2 separate regions of the Homo sapiens genome follow, and region 2 is linked to region 1. A link is a contact called in ENCODE Hi-C or POLR2A ChIA-PET data. All regions are on one chromosome and are shown on one strand. The core of a region is the stretch at or near the end of the contact, and the rest is flanking DNA. Distances in the headings are between cores, read along the strand shown. Region 1 holds the start of AGBL2 (AGBL carboxypeptidase 2). Region 2 holds the start of PSMC3 (proteasome 26S subunit, ATPase 3).

Evidence for each region. Hi-C counts contacts between places; a loop is a spot of excess contacts on that map. ChIA-PET counts read pairs that join two places held with the same protein, here RNA polymerase II (POLR2A). Pooled maps may share reads with other maps.
Region 2: a loop to region 1 is called in a map of B cell, with 8 times the contacts of the local background. The contact joins the promoter of PSMC3 here to the promoter of AGBL2 in region 1. A Hi-C loop is called at or near these places in 1 of 168 maps with a recorded cell type or tissue (B cell), 4 of 37 single-sample maps with no recorded cell type and 10 of 50 pooled maps. POLR2A ChIA-PET finds 5 or more read pairs at or near these places in 7 of 52 experiments (A673, Caco-2, HepG2 and 4 more).

What each region holds. Positions count from the first base shown.
Region 1 is chr11:47,712,835-47,718,389 of GRCh38, forward strand. It overlaps AGBL2 (AGBL carboxypeptidase 2), which reads right to left and starts at 2,535. Exons shown (of 19, transcript NM_024783.4): 1 at 2,341-2,535; 2 at 1,784-1,916; 3 at 1,450-1,513. The coding sequence starts at 1,816. It overlaps FNBP4 (formin binding protein 4), which reads right to left. Exons shown (of 17, transcript NM_015308.5): 17 at 3,660-4,678. The coding sequence ends at 4,588. RefSeq lists an enhancer at 2,213-2,272.
Region 2 is chr11:47,423,817-47,428,968 of GRCh38, forward strand. PSMC3 (proteasome 26S subunit, ATPase 3) reads right to left here and starts at 2,623. Exons shown (of 12, transcript NM_002804.5): 1 at 2,389-2,623; 2 at 2,051-2,134; 3 at 1,305-1,430; 4 at 791-895; 5 at 613-675; 6 at 230-367. The coding sequence starts at 2,463. RefSeq lists silencers at 2,250-2,461, 2,732-2,861 and an enhancer at 2,432-2,631.

The sequences.
Region 1 (5,555 bases), core at 1,285-3,784:
GAGACCAGCCTGGCCAACATGGTGAAACCGTTTCTACTAAAAATACAAAATTAGCCAGGCATGGTGGTACACGCCTGTAATCCCAGCTACCTGGGTACTTGGGAGGCTGAGGCAGGAAAATCGCTTGACCCCGCGAGGTGGAAGTTGCAGCAAGCCTAGATTGCACCACTGCACTCCAGCCTGGGCAACAAGAGCATAACTCCGTCTCAAGAATAAAAAAAACACTGGGCGCGGTAAGCTCACGTCTGTAATCCCACCACTTTGGGAGGCCTAGGCAGGTGGATCACCTGAGGTCAGGAGTTCAAGACCAGCCTGGCCAACATGTTGAAACCCCGTCTCTACTACAAATACACAAAAAAATTAGCTGGGAGTGGTGGTGGGCGCCTGTAATCCCAGCTACTTGGGAGGCTGAGGCAGGAGAATCTCTTGAACCCAGGAGGTGGAGGTCGCAGTGAGCCGAGATTGCGCCATTGCATTTCAGCCTGGGTGAAAAGAGTGAGACTCTATCGCAAAAAAAAAAAAAAAAAGAAAGAAACAAAAATTACCCAGGCGTGGTGGCTCGTGCCTGTAATCCCAGCTACTCAGGAGGCTGAGGCAGGAGAATCTCTTGAACCTGGGAGGCAGAGGTTGCAGTGAGCCGAGATCGTGCCACTGCACTCCAGCCTGGGCGACAGGGTGAGACTTCATCTCAAAATAAATAAAAAATAAAATAAAATGTCATAAGCCAATTGCAAAATTTATTTTTTTAAATTTTTATTTATTTATTTTTTTTGAGACAGAGTCTCACTCTGTCGCCCAGGCTGGAGTGCAGTGGCTTGATCTCGGCTCACTGCAAGCTCCGCCTCCCAGGTTCACGCCATTCTCCTGCCTCAGCCTTCCCAGTAGCTGGGACTACAGGCACCCACCACCACGCCCGGCTAATTTTTTTGTATTTTTAGTAGAGACGGGGTTTCACCGTGTTAGCCAGGATGGTCTCGATCTCCTGACCTCGTGCTCCACCCGTCTCGGCCTCCCAAAGTGCTGTGATTACAGGTGTGAGCCACCGTGCCCGGCCGCCAATTGTAAAATTTATATAGTAAGGCAAAGACTCAAGAACAGCCGTGACACTTCTGAAGAACAAGGTGGGAAGACATGTCTTTCCAGATAAAGACTATTTTAATGCCATATAGTAATTAAGAGACAGTGATACTGGTAAAGGATAGCCAAACAGACCAATGGAATAGAGAGCCCAGAAACAGACCTTTGTATTAAGTGATGCTGTCTACTTGACAGAGGTGACCCGCAGATCAATGGGGAAAGGAAGTACTTTTCACTAATGGTAGAGGAAAAAGTATTTATTTGTCAATGCAAATTATTTATTAGTCTACCCAAGTGCAACCCTCCCAGCTAACGAAGCAATTTTCCTCTTGAGTCCAGGAAAGGTGATACTAGATAAGAACATGGTATTACCTTTAAAGTAGCCATAATATTGGAGGTGACGGTACATAAAGTCTTCATAAGGATCAGGAATAGTCTGTGAAAGGAAAGGCCACTTCAATCAAGATAATGTTTTCAAACCATAATAGACTCAACAAAAAGTACATGAGCGTTGTTGCATAGGACTAGACTAAACCAAGCGAGCTGCATTCCATGCGAATTATTCTATCGTGGGGATCAAGATCTCCAGCTGAGAAAAGATGCCACCAGAACATCCCTTCTCATCTAGTAGCAGATTTCTGTGGAGTTCCCGAAGAAATGGAGTTCCCCGAAGAAATTTCTGTGGCTTTCCGTGTTGTGTACCGACCTGCTTTAGGTGCGTTTCCAAAGCTGGGAACATGTTACTTCTGGATGGTAGGCTGAAAACTAGTCAGTGACATTAGCATCCAGTCGCAAACCCTGCCCAATTTCCAAATAGGCAGCTGATTACACAAGAGAAGCTACAAAGCCACAAGAGGACAAGTGAAAAAACTGCCAATACCTCCCCGGGCGCCCCCCAGCTCCCTCTTGACTTCAGAAAACCCTGCCAACCCAGCTTCTCCTCAGCTAAACAAGGTGGTCACGCCGAGGCCAGAGGTGCATCTGAGACAGGGAGGGCAGCGTATCTTCCCGCTTCTTCTTCCCAAGGTGCTGGCCCCATGCTTCCCTTTCCCTGAGAAAGGAGATGCTCGCCACAGGAAAGTGAAAGAAATGGGTATGGGAGCACGCGACGAAGTCGTCTCGGTAGGTGCCGATGGAAAAAGGTCAGGGGGTTGGGAAAGTGGGCCCTAAAGATTGAATTTAGGGTTCAGAGGAACCTGGTCTGGGGCAGGTGGTGAGGGGGTTTCCTAAGGGTAGGAGCGGGGAAGGAGAGCAGAAACTTCCCAGGAGGGCAGAGCGATGGATGCGACCGCCTTCGCGCCCCGGCCCGTCCCAAGCAGCACGGATGGCTGCGGCAGAGAAGCTCCAGCGAGGCAGGCGGCCACCGCACTTAAGTACAGAGGCCAAGCAGTGTGCGGGCAAGGGGACAAACTCGCTGCACCCGCCCGCCACCGCCTTCTGTGAGGGCCCGGGTAGTCTAGCAACCGAAAGCAGGAAGCGGAGAAAGGGCGGGGCGGTCGGGCGCTTCCGGGGAGCTAGGCCTCGCCCCCAAGGAGGGAGCGGGGACCCCGGGAAGGTCTGCAACATGTATGGCGGGCAGCGGCTTTCTTCCCCTCATACATCACAGCCCCAGCCTCGGAATCGAAACCGCATTGATGAGTACGATGCCAGTAGCCTTCAACATACTTCCAAGCTGGTTTGCTGTTGGCTTTAGATAACTGTTATGCATAATTTGCTCTAAGAGAGCTGCTGCTTCTCTCCTTTCACCTTAACATTCTCTCCACTGCACAGCTAGAAAGGAAAAATTACCTTCTACACTGCAAATCTTAAGAAACAGAGCTAACAAATTCAAATCACACATTTTGATTAGGTTTAAAAAAATCAATTATATGCATAGAAATTTACTCCAGGCCAGGCGCGGTGGCTCTCGCCTGTAATCCCAGAACTTTGGGAGGTCGAGAGTTGGAGACTAGCCTGACCAACATGGAAAAACCCCATCTCTACTAAAAATACAAAATTAGCTGGGTGTGGTGGCGCATGCCTGTAATCCCAGCTACTCGGGAGGCTGAGGCAGGAGAATCACTTGAACCTGGGAGGCGGAGGTTGCGGTGAGCCGAGATCGTGCCATTGCACTCCAGCCTGAGCAACAAGAGCGAAATTCTGTCTCCAGAAAAAAAAAAAACAAAAAACCAACAACAAAAAAATAAATATACTACAATAAAATTCAAACACGTGTCTTTGGTTAACTATATATGAATATAACCGTATCTGTTACTTTTATCAGTGGGGGGAAAAAAGCTATAAAGCACCTTTTTTTCTGAAATGTTAACCATATTACATCATTGCCAGGAATTAAGTAGGTAAAATATTATCTAATATGGCTATTAACCAATCTAGATATTATAGATAATATTAGACCCCAAAACTTTGATCACACAGCACCATCTGGGACTAGAAGCCTGTTTGTCTAAACTGGCCCCACCACTCCCCATTAAAGATCTCCTGCTCATTTTCTTGAAAGCTGTTGTTAAATGTTTGCACCTTGCATTGTATATGCTTAGAAAAAAAAACAAGTCCTGGTTACATAATCAGAATAACAGGAGTTGACGAGCAAAAGGATAACCCATCAGGATTATAAAAAAAGCTTTATTAGTGCATATATACAAATTTACAAGGTCAGAAACTGGAGAAATACAAAGAGCTTTAAAACACAATTTGCCGTTTCCTCAGTTTAAAGTGACTTTTACCTGATTGTGATACAACAGAAAGTACAGAACAGTAAACTGCTTTTTAAATACTGGAATTTTATGGAGAATACATTCACATAAAGAAAGGAGGTGAATTTTGTTTTGGAACAGGGTTAAGACAATGGAGACATTAATACATAGAGTGTCTTGTTGTATTTACTGCCACATACTTGAGGGGAAATTCTCAAAATCAAGGATATGAACACCTGCTGCTGCCTGTATGCCACCTAGTGTGCGAAACGACCGAGCTACCAGTTCTAGAACTTATGAGAACTACTCTAAAGAGTGTGGCCATCTATCAGCACGAGGTAAACCACTTAGACCTCAGCACTTCAGGGGTGGCCGACTAGAGAAAAGAGGCCAGAAAAAGCTTCAGACAATTCCAGTCAAGCAAGGTAGAATGCAGAGCTGCCTTCTGAATTGCACTTGTTCTGGAGGAGAAGTTAATTCTTCACTTTTGTCAGGGAGTCCTCTACAGAAGTGTTATACTCATGAGCCACATGTTCTTCAAGACTGATGAGGTTAATACACCTAACATGCTAAGTTTGCCAGTTTGAGAATAAAGGCAGCATGGTCAAAGCAATTCCAATCACCTCATCCCTTTGCAAAAACAGAAAAATTACATTTCACAAAAGTGAAAACTTTGTATGCATACACTCTTGCCCAGGAAATTTATAAGATCTCCCCCATAACATTTATAGTTTATTTGACAATAAAACTGGTTAAGACTTTGAACTGAACACAAAACAAACAATAATACAAAAAAGTTTTAAAAACTTAAAAACTATGTGTTTGGAGCCATTTTCCTTCTCTTCAGCCTTGCTCTCCAATCCTCAGGAAGGGCTTCAAAATTAGCATTTCTCTCTGCCATGCCACTGTGAAAACAACATACAGATTATTTTAGTGGAAAGAAAAATTAACAAAAGTATTCATTTCCCAGCAAATAAAAATCTAACTGAAATTAAAAACCTGATCTATCACGTCTATGTTTATGAAAATCTTTTGTTTCTCAGCCAAACATCAGTATATTCTTCATCAAACTTCTTCATTCTGATAGGTCAACCAAACACTACCCCAGTTTTACGTATATGTCTAAGTGCATATTTATTTATTTATTATTGACTGATTGAGACGGAATTTTGCTCTTGTTGCCCAGTCTGGAGTGCAATGGTGCGATCTCGGCTCACCGCAACCTCCGCCTCCCAGGTTCAAGCGATTCTCCTGCCTCAGCCTCCCCTCAGAGTAGCTGGGATTACAGGCATGTGCAACCATGCCTGGCTAATTTTTTTTTTTTTTAAGTAGCGACAGGGTTTCTCCATGTTGGTCAGGCTGGTCTCGAACTCCCAACCTCAGGTGATCTGACTGCCTTGGCCTCCCAAAGTGCTGGGATTACAGGTGTGAGCCACCGTGCCCGGCCTTATTTATTTTATATAAATATACCTCCAATAACCATTAAAGGCACACTGAAGAAATGAAACACGTTCTATTAGAGTTTTTCTTAGCCCACAGGAGTTATGATTCTTCAGGGCAGATATATCTAATCCTCAGTCTACCAACAGGGACCCTGGGATCTAATGTTTTTTTTTCTGTTTTTGAGATGGAGTCTTGCTCTGTTGCCCAGACTGGAGTGCAGTGGCACAATCTCGGCTCACTGCAACCTCTGCCTCCTAGGTCCAAGCGATTCTCCTGCCTCAGCCTCCCAAGTGGCTTGGACTACAGGCGCCTGCCACCATGTCCAGCTAATTTTTATAT
Region 2 (5,152 bases), core at 1,373-3,872, 290 kb before region 1:
CCAAGAACCAGGAGCCTGGGCTCCAGTCCTGGCTCTGGTCTCTCTGTGATCCTGGGCAAGGCATTTAAACTCTCTGGGCTTCAGTCTCCTCACCTGTCACATGGCACCCCTCCCTTCCTCCCTAGGTTGCTATGAGGATGAAAGACACATTAGGGAGATGAGCTGCATCAATGGCGTGGAGAAACTAAAAGGCTGACAAGGCTGCTGGCAGCTGCCGTGCCTCCCTCACCTCCTGGATCTGCTTGTCCAAACCCCCAATGTCACTGTATTGCTCCGTGGGCCTCTCGTCTACCTCCATGGCCTTCACCCGCGAGTCATACTCTGTGGGCAGCGTCTCCAGGATCAGATAGGAGTCTTTGTTCACACCCTAAGGACACAGCACAGGGCCTTCAGATTTGGCCCAGCTCAAGGGCTACCCAACTGACTGGGTGACAGGTGTCTGCAGAGGGAAAGACACAGGACTGGGCAATACAAGAATCAAACAGCAAGTAGACAGAATCCCAGACTCTCGGAGCTGTTCTGCCAAGATTCAGAGCCAACAGTGACCTGGGGCGGGTACAGGGGCTCAGCTAGTCACCAGAAAAGCACTGCCTGGGCTCAGGCCCCACTCACCACCAGGTCTCCTGGCTTTAGCTTTTCAGCATCCACCAACCCAATCACAGGAAGGAAGTACGTCTGTGGACAAGTTACAGGGGCAGTCTCAGTTAGTGTCCTCAGGGAAGGCTCCCTAGTCCTGTCCCACATCCGCTCCTCACCCTCCTCCAGTCTCTCATTGCTGAGCCACGCTCACCTGTCGTGTAGAGGTTTTGATCACAGCACACTTGCCCTTCCTCTGGGAGTCCAGGTCAATATTGGCACCATCCTCCTCTTGGTCATTAGGATCAACATCCAGGAGCTGGGAAGGAAAAAATACTCAGCTCCTTGAACTCCCCAAGGCCCAGTGCTTCCTAAGACAGTTCCTAATACCTGCAGGGCTGGCCATCCTTACCTCCCTCCTCCAATAGCCCTGAGCCCACCAAACGTGGGTGCCCCTGCTAAGCCCAGGGATTGATCTCTGTGTAGGTGCTGCTCCTCTGCACAGGGCTCATCTACCCCGGAGGAGACATAACCAACAGAAAAGGAGACACGTGAGACCTCCCAGGACTTTGCAGGCCCCGTCTTCCCCATGAAAGTGCCCCAGGAGGTGTAGCTCTGACATGCAGTTTGGCCTCAATACCTCCACCCACTCTTTCCCTAGTGGCCCCACCCCAGGCTGTCCCCATTCCCTGCTGACTCCCTCTCTTCCCCTCCACATACACACACACCTCGATGACGTTGGAGACAAGGTACGGCAGGGTCTTGTTCACTTTGATTTTCTCACTGTTCTCTTTTATCTTGTCCTTCATGGCTTGGAGCTCATGGGTGACTCTCAACACTTCACTCTTCATGATCTGAGATCAGGAGGGGAGGAGAAGCAAATATAAACCCTGGCACAGCTTATGCTAGAGCCCTGTAACTAGTGAGGTCCAGGGTGCCCAGGGGACCCTCCCGCATCCATTCATCCAGCTCTGAGGCTCTCTGAAGGCAGAGTCTGACTGTGTCCACATCCTGCAGAAGTCAAAAGAGGAGGCCAGTTTGGAAACCTCCTGGTGAAATAGTGGTAGTATTGGAATAAAAGCAGGCCTCCGAGAGAGGCAAACATAGGTTTTAGGTTCTGCCTCATAGTAAGAACTGGGTGCTTTATCGCAGTACAAACCTCTCTGGGCCTGTCTCCTCATCTGTAAAATAGGCATTTTACTAAAAGAAGGATTCTTGAGAGGATTATTCCCAGTTCTCACTGGGAAAGGCAATCTGATAACTTCTCATCTCAGCCCAGGCCTCCCACCACCCCCTACCTGTCTTCTTGTCCCTTTTAAGGCTTAGTTTTCTTTCCTCTCTTCCTGATATGAGGGGGAAGCCCGAGCCCCATGTCTCCCCCAGGGTGCCCGATTAGGAAGTACGAGAGGCGACTCGGATCGCCGGGGCCTGTCCTGTGGGGGCTCCATCGCCCGCACAGGAGCTGTGCGCCCACCTTGATCTCACTGTCCAGCAGCCGTGTGCGCTGGATGATCTCCTCCGTGGACATCTTGAGCACCTCCTCCCCAATTCCATCTTGCTGTAAAAAATTATTTGTTTATTTATATATTTACTTTTACTCAGGACAAGCATCCCTCGTTCTCCGAACCCACTCACAGCCTCAGTTTCCACGCCCATAAAACCAGGATGGAGTCAGGACCCCTGCCCACATCCCAAACAACCCCGTCCCCGGGATCGGGCCAGACCTTGACCCCCAGCCACCTCCTTCCCTCTTGTCAATGGCGTCTCCCTGCGGGCCCCGGTTCCCGGACCGCCAGCTCGCCCGGTGCCCACCTCGGCCTCATCCCACACGGTCGCCATCTTCTCCTGCCGAGTCACTGGACTCTCAATATTCGGCAGCAGATTCATTTCCTGGAGGAGCGGGCAGAAGATGGGACCAGGCGGGAGCCGCAACGGGAGATTAATACCGTCTTTCTTAAAGCCTTCTCTTGACCAGTGGAAAACCTCTCCCCACAAATCCCGACTCTTGACCCGACCAGCTCCGGCCGTGCTGCGGAGCAGCGAATCTGCCTCTCCGATTCCAAAGACCAACCCCTGGCCACAGGCCCCGCCCCCGCGGACCCCGAAACGTTCCCGCCCGCGTCCTATTTTTGCCGGGCGCGAGAGGTGGGGCCGCTATTGGCCGACACGCGCGTTGGGGGCGGGGCCTATGTGTAAAACCGGAAAGGGAGGGAGAAGGGTGGGATCCGCGAGGGCCTTTGGGAAATGTAGTCTTTAATCTGGCCCGTGACAGATGCTTGCGGAGGGGCGCGTTCAAACTCAGACCGTGACCCCGCTAGGAATAAGGGGATTTACACAATGACACTGCCTCCCAATTAATAAACGACATAGGCCAGCCGTGTGCAAAGGGCCAAAAAGGCATGCCACCTCAGTCCGCATTTTTACAATTATTTAAGTACAAGCTGGCCACCCGGAGTTACGGGAGGGAATCATTAACCAGCTTTAAAGAGAAATCGCTGCTGCTCCTAACGTCAGAGCAGGCTTCACGGAATTGTCCACGTGGGAAGAACTCAATTGACCATCAGCCTCTACGATTAAAAACATTATGACTCGGGCCGGGCGCGGTGGCTCACGCCTGTAATCCCAGCACTTTGGGAGGCCGAGGCGGGCGGATCACGAGGTCAGGAGATCGAGACCATCCTGGCTAACACGGTGAAACCCCGTCTCTACTAAATATACAAAAAATTAGCCGGGCGTGGTGGTGGGCGCCCGTAGTCCCAGCTACTCCGGGCTGAGCCAGGAGAATGGCATGAACCTCGGAGGCGGAGCTTGCAGTGAGCCGTGATCGCGCCACTGCACTCCAGCCTGGGCGACAGAGCGAGACTCCGTCTCAAAAAAAATTATGTCTCGTATCTGCAATTGTTTGTTTTCTCTGACCATGGTTAGTAATCTCAGTGAGCAGAGCGGGTCTCCGGATCATGGGAGACTCATTCGTTGTACCCTTGTCGGCTATTTTAAATGATCTCTCCTTATCCTTTGAGGTGAGCCCTGGAGCCCCTTTAAAGGGAACTTCATGTAAGCAACATAGCTTATATTTCAAGTCAAACCATCACAAACACTCTGTTAACCTGATGAAAATCTGTGCAATCGTTGCCTTTTTTTTGTTTGCTTGTTTGTTTTTTGTTTTTTGAGACGGAGTCTCGCTCTGTCGCCCAGGCTGGAATGCAGTGGCGCGGTCTCTCCCTACCGCAACCTCCGCCTCCCGGGTTCAATGGATTCTCCTGCCTCAGCCTCTCAAGTAGCTGGGATTACAGGCACCCACCACCACGCCCAACTAATTTTTGTATTTTTAGTAGAGACAAGGTTTCACCATGTTGACCAGGCTGGTCTCAAACTCCTGGGCGTAAGTGATCTTCCTGCCTCAGCCTCCTAAAGTGTTGGTACTATAGGCATGAACCACTACACCTAGCCTTTGCAGTAGTTTTTTTTGGAACACGGTTGAAAGCAGAATTTTTTTCTTTAAATAACAACATGTACAGCTGCTCACTCAGGCTGACAAAGCGTCTCCTCAAGTAACAGTGCTTTATTCCATTCTCTCAACAAGCCTGCCTTGTGGACAGACTGAATTACCATTCTCAAATTTAAATAAGCATAGGGAGGCTCAGAGAGGTTAAGTGCCTTGCTGGAGGTTATTCAGTGAGTCACTGGCAGCACTAGGACTGCTGACCCCAAATTCTCACTTTGAGTTGCCCGATAGGAGCCAAGAAGCCCAGAGGGGAAAGACTGTCCAATCTGTGCTGGTCCCACTATGCCTGGGTCAGTTGGGTCCCATTCTGGGGCCTACTTTTGGAGATCCTGACAAATACGAATATGTTTAGAAAGCCTCCAGCCTGGGCCTAGGAGGGATGCAGACATTCTCCCCTTAACCAACTTTTAGGTAGGCTCTTCTGAGCCATCTTTTTTTTTTTTTTTTTTTTTTTGAGACGGAGTTTCGCTCTGTCGCCCAGGCTGGAGTGCAGTGGCGGGATCTCGGCTCACTGCAAGCTCCGCCTCCCGGGTTCACGCCATTCTCCTGCCTCAGCCTCCCAAGTAGCTGGGACTACAGGCGCCCGCCACTACGCCCGGCTAATTTTTTGTATTTTTAGTAGAGACGGGGTTTCACCGTTTTAGCCGGGATGGCCTCGATCTCCTGACCTCGTGATCCGCCCGCCTCGGCCTCCCAAAGTGCTGGGACTACAGGCATGAGCCACCGCGCCCGGCCTGAGCCATCTTTTTTTGACTAGGCCTTGTGGGCTGTTCCTTCATCCCTGTCATCAACCTGTCTAACCCTGTTTTCACAAAAATCCTGCTAGTCAGTTTAACGGAATCCCCCCACCCCTGATACCTCATCCCTCTAGATATATGATCCAGGTCCTCATTTATCCTTCACCTTTGAAGTATAAGCCCTTGGCCTGCTTTTTTTTTTTTTTTTTTTTTTTTTGAGACGAAGTCTTGCTCTGTCGCCCAGGCTTGAGTTCAGTGGTGCGATCTTGGCTCACTGCAACCTCCGCCTCCTGTGTTCAAGCAATTCTCCTGTCTCAGCCTCCTGAGTAGCTGG